3 separate regions of the Mus musculus genome follow, and all the other regions are linked to region 2. The links are chromatin contacts, found by Hi-C or POLR2A ChIA-PET in ENCODE. All regions are on one chromosome and are shown on one strand. The core of a region is the stretch at or near the end of the contact, and the rest is flanking DNA. Distances in the headings are between cores, read along the strand shown.

Region 1 (3,076 bases), core at 504-3,003, 330 kb before region 2:
CCTTTTACTGTCTTCATAGGTTTATATGAATTTGTTTTCTTGTTTTTTTAAGATTTATTTTATCTTTTAACCATGTGTGTATGTGTGTATGTGTGTGTGTGTGTGTGTGAGAGAGAGTGTGTGTGTGAAAGTATGTGTGTATGTGTGTGTGAGAGAGAGACAGACAGAGAAAGAAAGAGAATATGAGGATGCCTGCAGAGGCTACAAGTGTCACATCCCCTAGAGCAGTTGCAGGTGGTTGAGAGCTGTTTGATGTCTGTGCGTCCTCTCTGGAGAAGCAGTAAGTTCCTCTGGAAGAACAGTATCCATTTTTAACCACCAAGCCATTCTTCCAGCCCAGTTTTGTTTCTTGAAGCAGTGTGTCATGTGGCTCAGAATGAGTTCTAACTTACTGTGTAGCCACCCAAGATAACCTTGATGTCCTGATCCTCTGGCTTGCTAAGTACTGGGACTCCATGTGTGCCACATGGTCTGGCTACCCCTGCCCATCCCCCCTCCCACCCCCCACCCAGCATACCCTGCTACTTGGGATTGAACTCAGGACCTTGTGTAGGGTGAGCAAATTCTCTTTTGCCAACTATATCCCTGGCCTTTTAAAGGTTTTGAGACGGGATGATGGATGGTTTACCACCCTCCTGTATTAACACACCACCATAGCTGGGATTACAAGCATTTGCCAGCACACCTCTTGGAAGTTAACATGTGTTGTGTGTGTGCTTTTGCCCACATCATAAGAATGGTGGCAAGTTTTTTTGTCCTATTGTGGGTGCTCAATATAAACAAAAATAGCTTGCTGATCACCAGACATCTGGCTCTCTTCCTGACAAGACTGCCTGTCCATCGCACAGGACATGTATCTAGCTTTCCCTTTGCCTTCACCTCCTTAAGTCCTCTAGTTATTCCCTAGTCATGAGTCCACCTGTCACCTTCAACCTCCAGCTGGGGCTTGAGTCCTCTGAGATGCCCTGGAGCCATTCGTTGTTGAACCAGGAAGGGTCTCTAGGGGCAGAAAGATGGGATGAGCAGGCTGGGGAGCCCTTCAGGATCCTCCCACTCAGCCGCCACACTCACATCTGATTCAGCACATGGGCTATGGCGAGTCCGCTGCTCAGGTCCTGGGGACTGGCACAGGGGGGTGAAACTTGGAACGTCTGCAACTAAAGGGGGAAGACGGAAGGGCAACAGGAAAATTGAGGACCTGGAATTGCAGACTTTTTCCCCAGCCATCAGACATTTCACGGGGTTAGAAAGGCATTAGCCTGTAGCACCAACATATCACATCTTCGGGGGCGTGACTTCTACACGCCTAGGCAAGGACGGGGCGTGGCTTCATTTTACCTATCCTGGCAAACCCTGCAAACCTAGGTCAGGGCGTTACCACCAGTCACCTGGTCCCCACTGCTAACATGTGACCAGGCCTGTGCCCTCCAGAGGGGCGTGGCCTCACCTGGTCTTTTCGCTCAGGCCTGCCCACGTGACAGACGCAGGTGGTCAGGTCAGAGTCCAACGGCCCAGCAAGCCTACGATCTATTCCTCCTTCCAGGTCCAAAACCGAGGAAAGAAGACCAAGACAGGACGAGAGGAGAGGGCGCACACCTGACCCAGCCCCGCCCCCCGACCTACCCAGGTGAGCAGAGACCCGCATAGCTCGGCCTTGTCCACACTCATGGCTCCGGATCGAATTCGATCCGGGCCAAGGAGCCCCGGCACGCAGCAGCAGCCTCCGGGTCCGCCACCAGCGAGCGCCCGAAGCCCAGACCTCCCGCTCGGCCTAGAGCGCCGCCCCGCTCCACCCCGCCCCCTAGCCATAGGCTCCGCCCCAGACACGTGATCTCCCATTGCAAACACTTGCCTCGCCATCTTAGATGCGGGACATAGGCAAGTGCACATTCTGCCGCTAGGTGTCAGTCTGGCTCAGTCCTGCTGCTGGTGACCTCCACTCCTCGCGGCTTCTCTTTATGTAGTGGAGTGGTCCTCAAGATCCTTTTAAGGCGGATCTACCGCACCCAGTTTCACAGGCACTTTAATGGTTCCCCCCCAAAGCTGAAAGAAATCCTCCGGTTTAGCCGCGTTATGATCTGAGCCTTTCTTAATGTGGGCGCAGAGAATAATTATAAATCCTGTAGTCGTGGAGTGAGAGGATCTTAAAAGCGTCTTCCCCAGAGAAGTGATTCTGGCTGGAGTCCTTCTGAAAACTCGGGTATGGTTGGGAGCAGGAAGGGTCAAGTATGTCCTGAGTAAAGGACATAGCACTTGCCCAGCCCGGGGTCTCTTTCCTGCGAGCTACTCTGCTCCTTCCCGGCCCCGGGTGCTTTGAGCACCTTCCTGCCCTAAAAAACACTCGACCTGGCCAAAGCTGCGGGTGATCTGAAGCCCACCAGGGGGCGCGCAGAACGTAGGAACGCATCCTTCTGGGAAAAGGGTGCGTCCACCGGTTGAGCCGGTTTAGGGGAGCGCAGAGAGCTTAGAATTTTTTGACAATAAAGTCTCAAGACATCATTTGTGGAGTGCTTACTGTTTTCAGACTTTACAATAAGCTATATATCTACAGACAATTGAATGTTTTCCACGACCCTAGGAGACAAGGGCTACTTTAATTCCCAGGTTTTGTTTCTTAATTTTAGAAACTGTATTATTTAATTTTTTTATTTAATTTTTTTTTAATCCGCCGCTTTGCAAATGAGTAAACAGCGGCTACAAAGTACACGGGCTTTGACGCCAGGGGTAAAGCCCAGACCACGCCCTTTGACCCCTGGGTCCACTAGTAGCCCCTCCCCTCTCTGGCGGGTGGGGTAATGTGCTGTAATTAGAGGCTATTAAATGTGCCCAGAGGGAGGAGTGGAGCCGGCTCTGCTTTGGGGCGGGTTCAGTTCGGAGGGGGATAATGTTCTGCTTCCATCCAGGCAATGAGCCGGGATCCAGTCCAGCGACCCTGTCCTGGTTGGGTGAGCCCAGCGACATCAGCCACCCGCCCTCTATCTTACTAGAGTTGTTAATCTACTACAGACACTCGGTTGCAACCCACTCAAACTCTCAGCTGCACACACCAGAGAGCCTTGGAGGCTGATTCACACTT
Region 2 (2,745 bases), core at 86-2,585:
GGGCTGGATTGGAGGGGCGTGCTCGCCGATGGAAGGGGCCCCGCCCCGGAAGCCCTCTCCTCGGGCTAAGACCGGCTGCCCTTGTTCTTATATGGGCATCCGGAAGTGGTTCGCGGCGCCAACCTACGTCATTACATCCAAATTTAGCCAGGGAAGTCGGCCGGCTGCAGTGGCGGGAAGTCTGCCCGCTGGCAGGGGGTGTTTCTTAAAGGGCCTGCACAGCAAATGAAAGGGGTTATTTGAATTTTTCTCCCTTCTGCAACTAGAAGCAAGTTTTTCTTGGGAAGTGATGCAAAGTGGAACCGACTTCTTTTTTTCTTTTCTTTGTTACTGTGTGTGTGTGTGTGTGTGTGTGTGTGTGTGTGTGTGTGTGTGTGTGTGTGTGTGTGTGTGTGTGTGAGACATCGTATAGAAGTCTGTTCTCTTGTACGGCGTGGGACCGGTGGGACCGGGAATCGAACTGAGTTCGTTAGGCTTGGCAACAAGTGGCTCCACCCACTGTGCCATCTCGACCCAGATATCTGTCTTTCTTGGAGTAATTCCGTTCACGAGGGCATGAAGGCAGAAAACTGCTCTATTGACAAGGGAAGATCGCAGGCCCTATGGACATTGGGACTTCCATGCCACTGGGTTGCGGAAAACTGGGAGATCTTTAACGCTGAAAGTAAAGAGCAGTCGTGAGGTGGTGGATATCTGTGGTTACGGGGTACAGTGTCCGTGCCCACTTTCCACCCATGTCCAGAAAGGTGGAGATAGAAGGGCTGCAGGCTTTAGTTGATCCTTTCGCCATAGTATAATCATATAATCATTCGTTTAGTAAATATTGGTCAGGTGGCTGCCTATTTCTCACCTGGAAAACTGTATCTTCTATGGAGTGGAGGTGAGAGATCAGAGACATTGAATAAAAAGAGAAAGTTCAACACTGTAGTAACTGGCGTGTAGTAACTGCTTAATAAGTAGCAGCGTTTTTACTGTTCAAAAAATATTAATTAGCAGGCTGGTAGGCAAGATGAACGGTGCCCTCGGGGAATGTACCCCGGTCCCGGGTTTTCCCCACTGCAGTCAGATTACCGCCCACTATCCGTCTCGTTGGTGGGCCTCATCCTCTGGCCCGTTGGTGACTCTGAGAACCCAGAACCTAGTGTCTTAAGGTGCAGTGGGGAAGTTCTTCCTTGCAGTAGTTAAGTCCTTTTTCCTTCGAGGCGTAAATTTATCCCTATTGCTTTAAGGACTCGCTAGCCACTGTGGAAAGCCCGGATGAGGCCCTCTGGTTGGGCGTGGTGTTGCAGTGACGTCACTCTCAGTATATTAAAAGGCTCCGGCTTGCTGCCCTCGCCCGAACGTCTAGCAGAGTACCTGCTGCTGTAAGCTTGTCGTCTGGGCTGCACCGCCCGTCTTAACCCATTCTCGACTTAACTACTCTCGTCGAACAAGCATGGAAGTACAGAAAGAAGCGCAGCGCATCATGACTCTGTCGGTATGGAAGATGTACCACTCTCGCATGCAGCGAGGTGGCTTGCGACTCCACCGGAGTCTGCAGCTGTCCCTCGTTATGCGCAGCGCTCGAGAGGTCTACCTCTCAGCCAAGGTAGAAGCCCACCAGCCCGAGTTCCCGCCATCCCGCAGGGCTCTTGACCCTCGCCTGCACCCGCCGCGGGAAGCCGAAGTTGCAGTGGAAGTAGCGTCCCCCGAAGCCGTGCAGCCTCCGGAGCCCATGGATACGCAAGAGGAAGTGCTGCGAGTCCAGGAGACCCCTGCGCTCTGTGACCCGCCCCCCGCTAGAGTCAGCCGCAAGCGCCGGAGCAGCAGCGATTTGAGCGACGGTAGTGATGCCGGACTGGTACCAAGCAAGAAGGCCCGTCTAGAAGAGGTGGAGGGGGAGGCGACGTCGGAGGTTCCCGATCGCCTGCAGCTTCCTCCGGCACAAAGCGAAGGTGCCTTCCCTAACCTCGCCCGCGTCCTCCAAAGGCGCTTCTCCAGTCTCCTGAACTGTGGACCCGCCGTGCCCCCGCCGACGCCCCCCACGTGCGAGGCCAAGCCAGCCTGCCGCCCGGCCGACAATATGCTCAACGTGCTGGTGCGAGCTGTGGTGGCCTTCTGAGAGCTCTGGTGGCTTCTTTCGAGCGGCGCCACCGGAGCGGAGAACGCACACCCGAGGCGAAGGCCGGCGGGGGCCGTGAAGAAGAGCCGCGGCCCGAGCTGCCGAGAGGCCAGGGGAAGGACTGAGGAGCGAGGGGCGCGGGCGCCTTCTCCCAGACGTGCGTCCATAGGTGCTATTAAAGGACTGTCCCTTCCTTGGCTTGGAGAAGGGACACCTAGATCTTGAATCTCAGGGTCGAACTCTCTAGGGGCCAGGCTGCCCTTTCAAGGCCGTTTCACTACCATTCGCGTTTCGGCCCCTACAAGTGGGCACGCTTGTGCAAGCGGTCAGAGTTGCGTCATGGGACAGACGCGGGTGCTTCCTGTTGCCTTGCGTGGGTGTGGGGCCTGGGAGGAGGCCAGGGTGTGGACCCGCCCTAGGGACTGGGAAGTGACTTGAGTCACCTCGCCCCCACAGGCTGCTGTGGGTGAGCCTGAACTGAACCAATCAAATCTGCGATCAGAGTTGAAGTGGCTGGAGACCCCGGGACTGGTCAACCTAGATGATCGCCTGGCGTGGACCACCGCGGGACGGGTGGGCCGCTGGTCGTAGTTGCTGCCGTAGACACAGCTTCTTCGGGCAGGAAAGAAAATTTTTTTTTTACC
Region 3 (3,034 bases), core at 337-2,836, 460 kb after region 2:
CGAATCTAGAGGTCAGCCTGGGGCTAGCACAAGACAGCAGCAGGCCTCTCGTCAAGACCAAGGGCTGTGGCCTCGGCGCTGCACCACGCCGGGGTCAGGCCTTCGGCCCCGTAAGTCTACCTGCTGTCGCCCGCAGCCAGATCCAGTGCTTGCCTCCCGGGACAGGCGGTCACGGCCCCCTCTCTGCTCCCCGGGCCGCGCGGGAAAGTTGTCGCCGCCCGCGCCCCGCGAGTCTCTCCCGAGTCGGACCCCAATTCCCCGCGGGGGAGGGGAGCCGGGCTGCGCGCGGGCGAGACGACGCCGGCCGCGCCCCACCCCGCCGGCCGGCCCAGATCGCCTTTAAAACCTCCGCGTCTCCTCCCCCCACGGCCGGGCAGGGGGCGGGCGCGGGGCGGGGCGGGCGCCGCCGTCATGTGCCCCCGAGGCGGCCCGCCCCACGCTCACTAGTCTGTCCCCCAACTCAGGCCCAACTTTCTCCATATCCGGAATGGGCATGGGCCTGGGTACTCTGGGGGGGGTGGGTCCTGCCAAACAGGAATCTTCACTTCTACTGCACCTTCTCCAGTCTAGGAAGTCCCTCCTTTTATCTCACCCAATCCCCTCTTGCTGCTGTGGACAAGATTTTCTGATTCTAGGCTAGGTGACCCCTGAGTCTGCGCCCCTCCTCTTTCCAGGCTTCCGGGCACCCTCCCCCAACCACCCACCGGGGACCTCTGGGAGACTCCACAGTTACGGGTATATCCCTGAGAAAGAGCCCCCTCCCCCAACTCCATCCTTCCCTTTTTCTGTGCATGTCTCTCCCTCTTCATCCTTAAGGCCTCCCCTCCACCATCAGGAACACGGTGGTATTGTTCCCCTGGACGGGGCCCTGCCTCAGGGCCTGGCCTGGTGCCCAGGTAGGGGGCCAGGAACAAAACCCAGCCAAGGAGGGGCAGGGTGCCCTCTGTGGCCACGCCAACCTCCTTGGGCATGTTGGACTGCTACTTGGCCCTCTGCAGGGCAGAACAGAGGCGGGTGGACCCCAGCCCACACTGAACACCATCTTTCTGCACAGCACGGGCTGGGCCTTCCCAGAACTGGGTGGCTATTGCTCTCGGGGCAGTTTTCTCCAACCACTCCCAACATTTCCATATACTGCCACGGAGTCCCCATCCTGTGGGCGAGAAGGGGACACCTCCCCTTTGAATAAGACTAGGGGAGAGGGGTGACCCAGCACATGCCAGGTAGAGCACTGGAGGGACCTGTGACCTCTGGTCACTTCTTCAGCTAAGGACCCAACCGACTAGTGGTTTAGTTCTGCACTCTCTCGAACTTTGGTGTGAGTGTGGGATGAAGCCGAACCAAGCCATCAGCCCAGAGGCCCAAGTCTTGGGGACTCTGCAGCTTCCTTCCCATGTGGGGCCCAACAGGCAGGCTGGCCCAGAGTGCAAGATCTGACAGGTTAGGGCAGGAGGGAAAGGAGGCCCACCCCGTTGGGGCCCCAGGGGAGGATTTGGAGTGGCACAGAATTCTCCAACTCTGGGCAAGCCCTGGAAGATGGGAGAGACGGCCTCATGGCCCCCTGAGCACTTTAAATGAGGACAAAAAAGTTAGGTTCTGAGCTTATTAGCCCAGCACTTCAGAAGCTGAGGCAGGAAAATCACAGGTTAAATGTCAACCCGTGCTGCAGAGCGTGATCCTGTCTAGAAGGTAGAAGCAGCAGGGTCAGGAGTTCAAAGCCATCCTTGGGCTATTTGGTGAGTTTGAGGCCAGCTTGGACTCTATGAGACCATGCCTCAAAATTTGAAAGAAAAAGATATATAAAGGCAGAGAATTAGAGAGAGGGAGGGAAAAAGGGAGAGAGACAGACAGAGCACACAAGTCCAAGACCTGTGTACACTCAGGCGTTTACTCAGGCTCAAGCCAACCTCCGGGGGTGCCCTCTCTGTGCCCCTCAGAGACCTCATCAACCTGCCCTCAGATGCAGAGTGCCAACACCTCATCTGTTTTCTGTAGACACTTTATTTTTCATTCCATTTTGCTTTGTTGAGACAGTCTGTGTAGCCCAGGCTCTACTGGTTAAGACTCATGAGCCTCCTGCCTCAGTTTCCCCAACACTGCGATGACAGACCTGCACCATCACACGTGGCCTGGAAACATCCATTCACCAGTGAGTGAACTGATGCTCAGGCAACAACTCGCAGACCCTGGCGACTGCCCTGACCCTCATTATCTGTCCCCTAGCACCAATAGAAGAGCCAGCAGGACCTCAGCTCACTAAACTTAGCTATTAACTTTTTGATCAGGGAAGAAAATGGGGAGGCCTAGAACAGGGTGAGACCATATTGTGTAGGCACACACACACAAAGATACATAGACACACACACACACACCACACACACACAGCTGGTTCTGTCATGCTCTGCCCCACAGGAAGTGGAACATCTTAGATCCCACCAGCACCAGGTTGGTGGAGTGGGGGAGGGCTGTGTCAAGGGACCCTGTTAGGTCTGAAGGTCGCCCCACAGGTCACCCGGGCACACACGTAGAGCGCCCCGGGCCCCATGGCAACGCAGCACAGAGACATCAAACAGGGAGGCCCCACGTCACTGCGGTTAGGGAGGCTCCTCCCCACTGGCTGGCGGCTAGCGCCTCAGGCCGTCAGGCAGCCCGCCTCCTGTCGCCGTGGCGACCGACTGTGTTGTGGACTGTCCCGGGCCCACCAGATCCCTGCCCCCTCGCTGGGGCACTGCCGCTCCCCCGCATCCGGGGAGGGCGCCCAGCTCTGTCATTCAGCTGCCGGTATGGGGCCTAGTGTAGGGCAGTATGGCCTGCAATTTGCCACTTAGAGGGGTCCCCTGGAGATGAACAGTGTTGCCAGAGTCGCTACAGGGTTGGGTTGCCATTCATGGCCCCAAGGTGGGTAGTTACCAGGGCTCTGTTGAGGTGGGTGACACAGTAGTGGCCTCAAGGATAGGTAGCTACCAGTTGGGATAGGTGACACACAGGAGTGGCCCCGGGGATGAGTAGTTACCAGGGCGCTGTTGAGGTGGGT

What was found. Hi-C counts contacts between places; a loop is a spot of excess contacts on that map. ChIA-PET counts read pairs that join two places held with the same protein, here RNA polymerase II (POLR2A).
Region 1: a loop to region 2 is called in a map of heart, with 8 times the contacts of the local background. The contact joins the promoter of Hook2 here to the promoter of Ier2 in region 2. A Hi-C loop is called at or near these places in 9 of 37 maps with a recorded cell type or tissue (Patski, T-helper 17 cell, T-helper 2 cell and 3 more). POLR2A ChIA-PET finds 5 or more read pairs at or near these places in 2 of 5 experiments (Patski and embryonic stem cell).
Region 3: a loop to region 2 is called in a map of heart, with 5 times the contacts of the local background. The contact joins the enhancer-like site here to the promoter of Ier2 in region 2. A Hi-C loop is called at or near these places in 4 of 37 maps with a recorded cell type or tissue (heart and regulatory T cell). POLR2A ChIA-PET finds 5 or more read pairs at or near these places in 1 of 5 experiments (Patski).

What each region holds. Positions count from the first base shown.
Region 1 is chr8:84,989,300-84,992,375 of GRCm38, reverse strand. Hook2 (hook microtubule tethering protein 2) reads right to left here and starts at 1,753. Exons shown (of 21, transcript NM_001372357.1): 1 at 1,624-1,753; 2 at 1,072-1,157; 3 at 927-999. The coding sequence starts at 1,668.
Region 2 is chr8:84,661,442-84,664,186 of GRCm38, reverse strand. Ier2 (immediate early response 2) reads left to right here and starts at 1,335. Exons shown (of 1, transcript NM_010499.4): 1 at 1,335-2,745. The coding sequence starts at 1,436. The coding sequence ends at 2,101.
Region 3 is chr8:84,198,148-84,201,181 of GRCm38, reverse strand. No RefSeq gene overlaps it. Among named protein-coding and RNA genes, the nearest start is that of Mir23a, 8.9 kb to the left of the region's middle. Within about 2 kb of position 1,586, at least 1 of the 3 ENCODE cell types and tissues checked has a DNase peak (open chromatin) inside an H3K27ac peak, as active enhancers do; it is heart, where a contact is called at or near this core.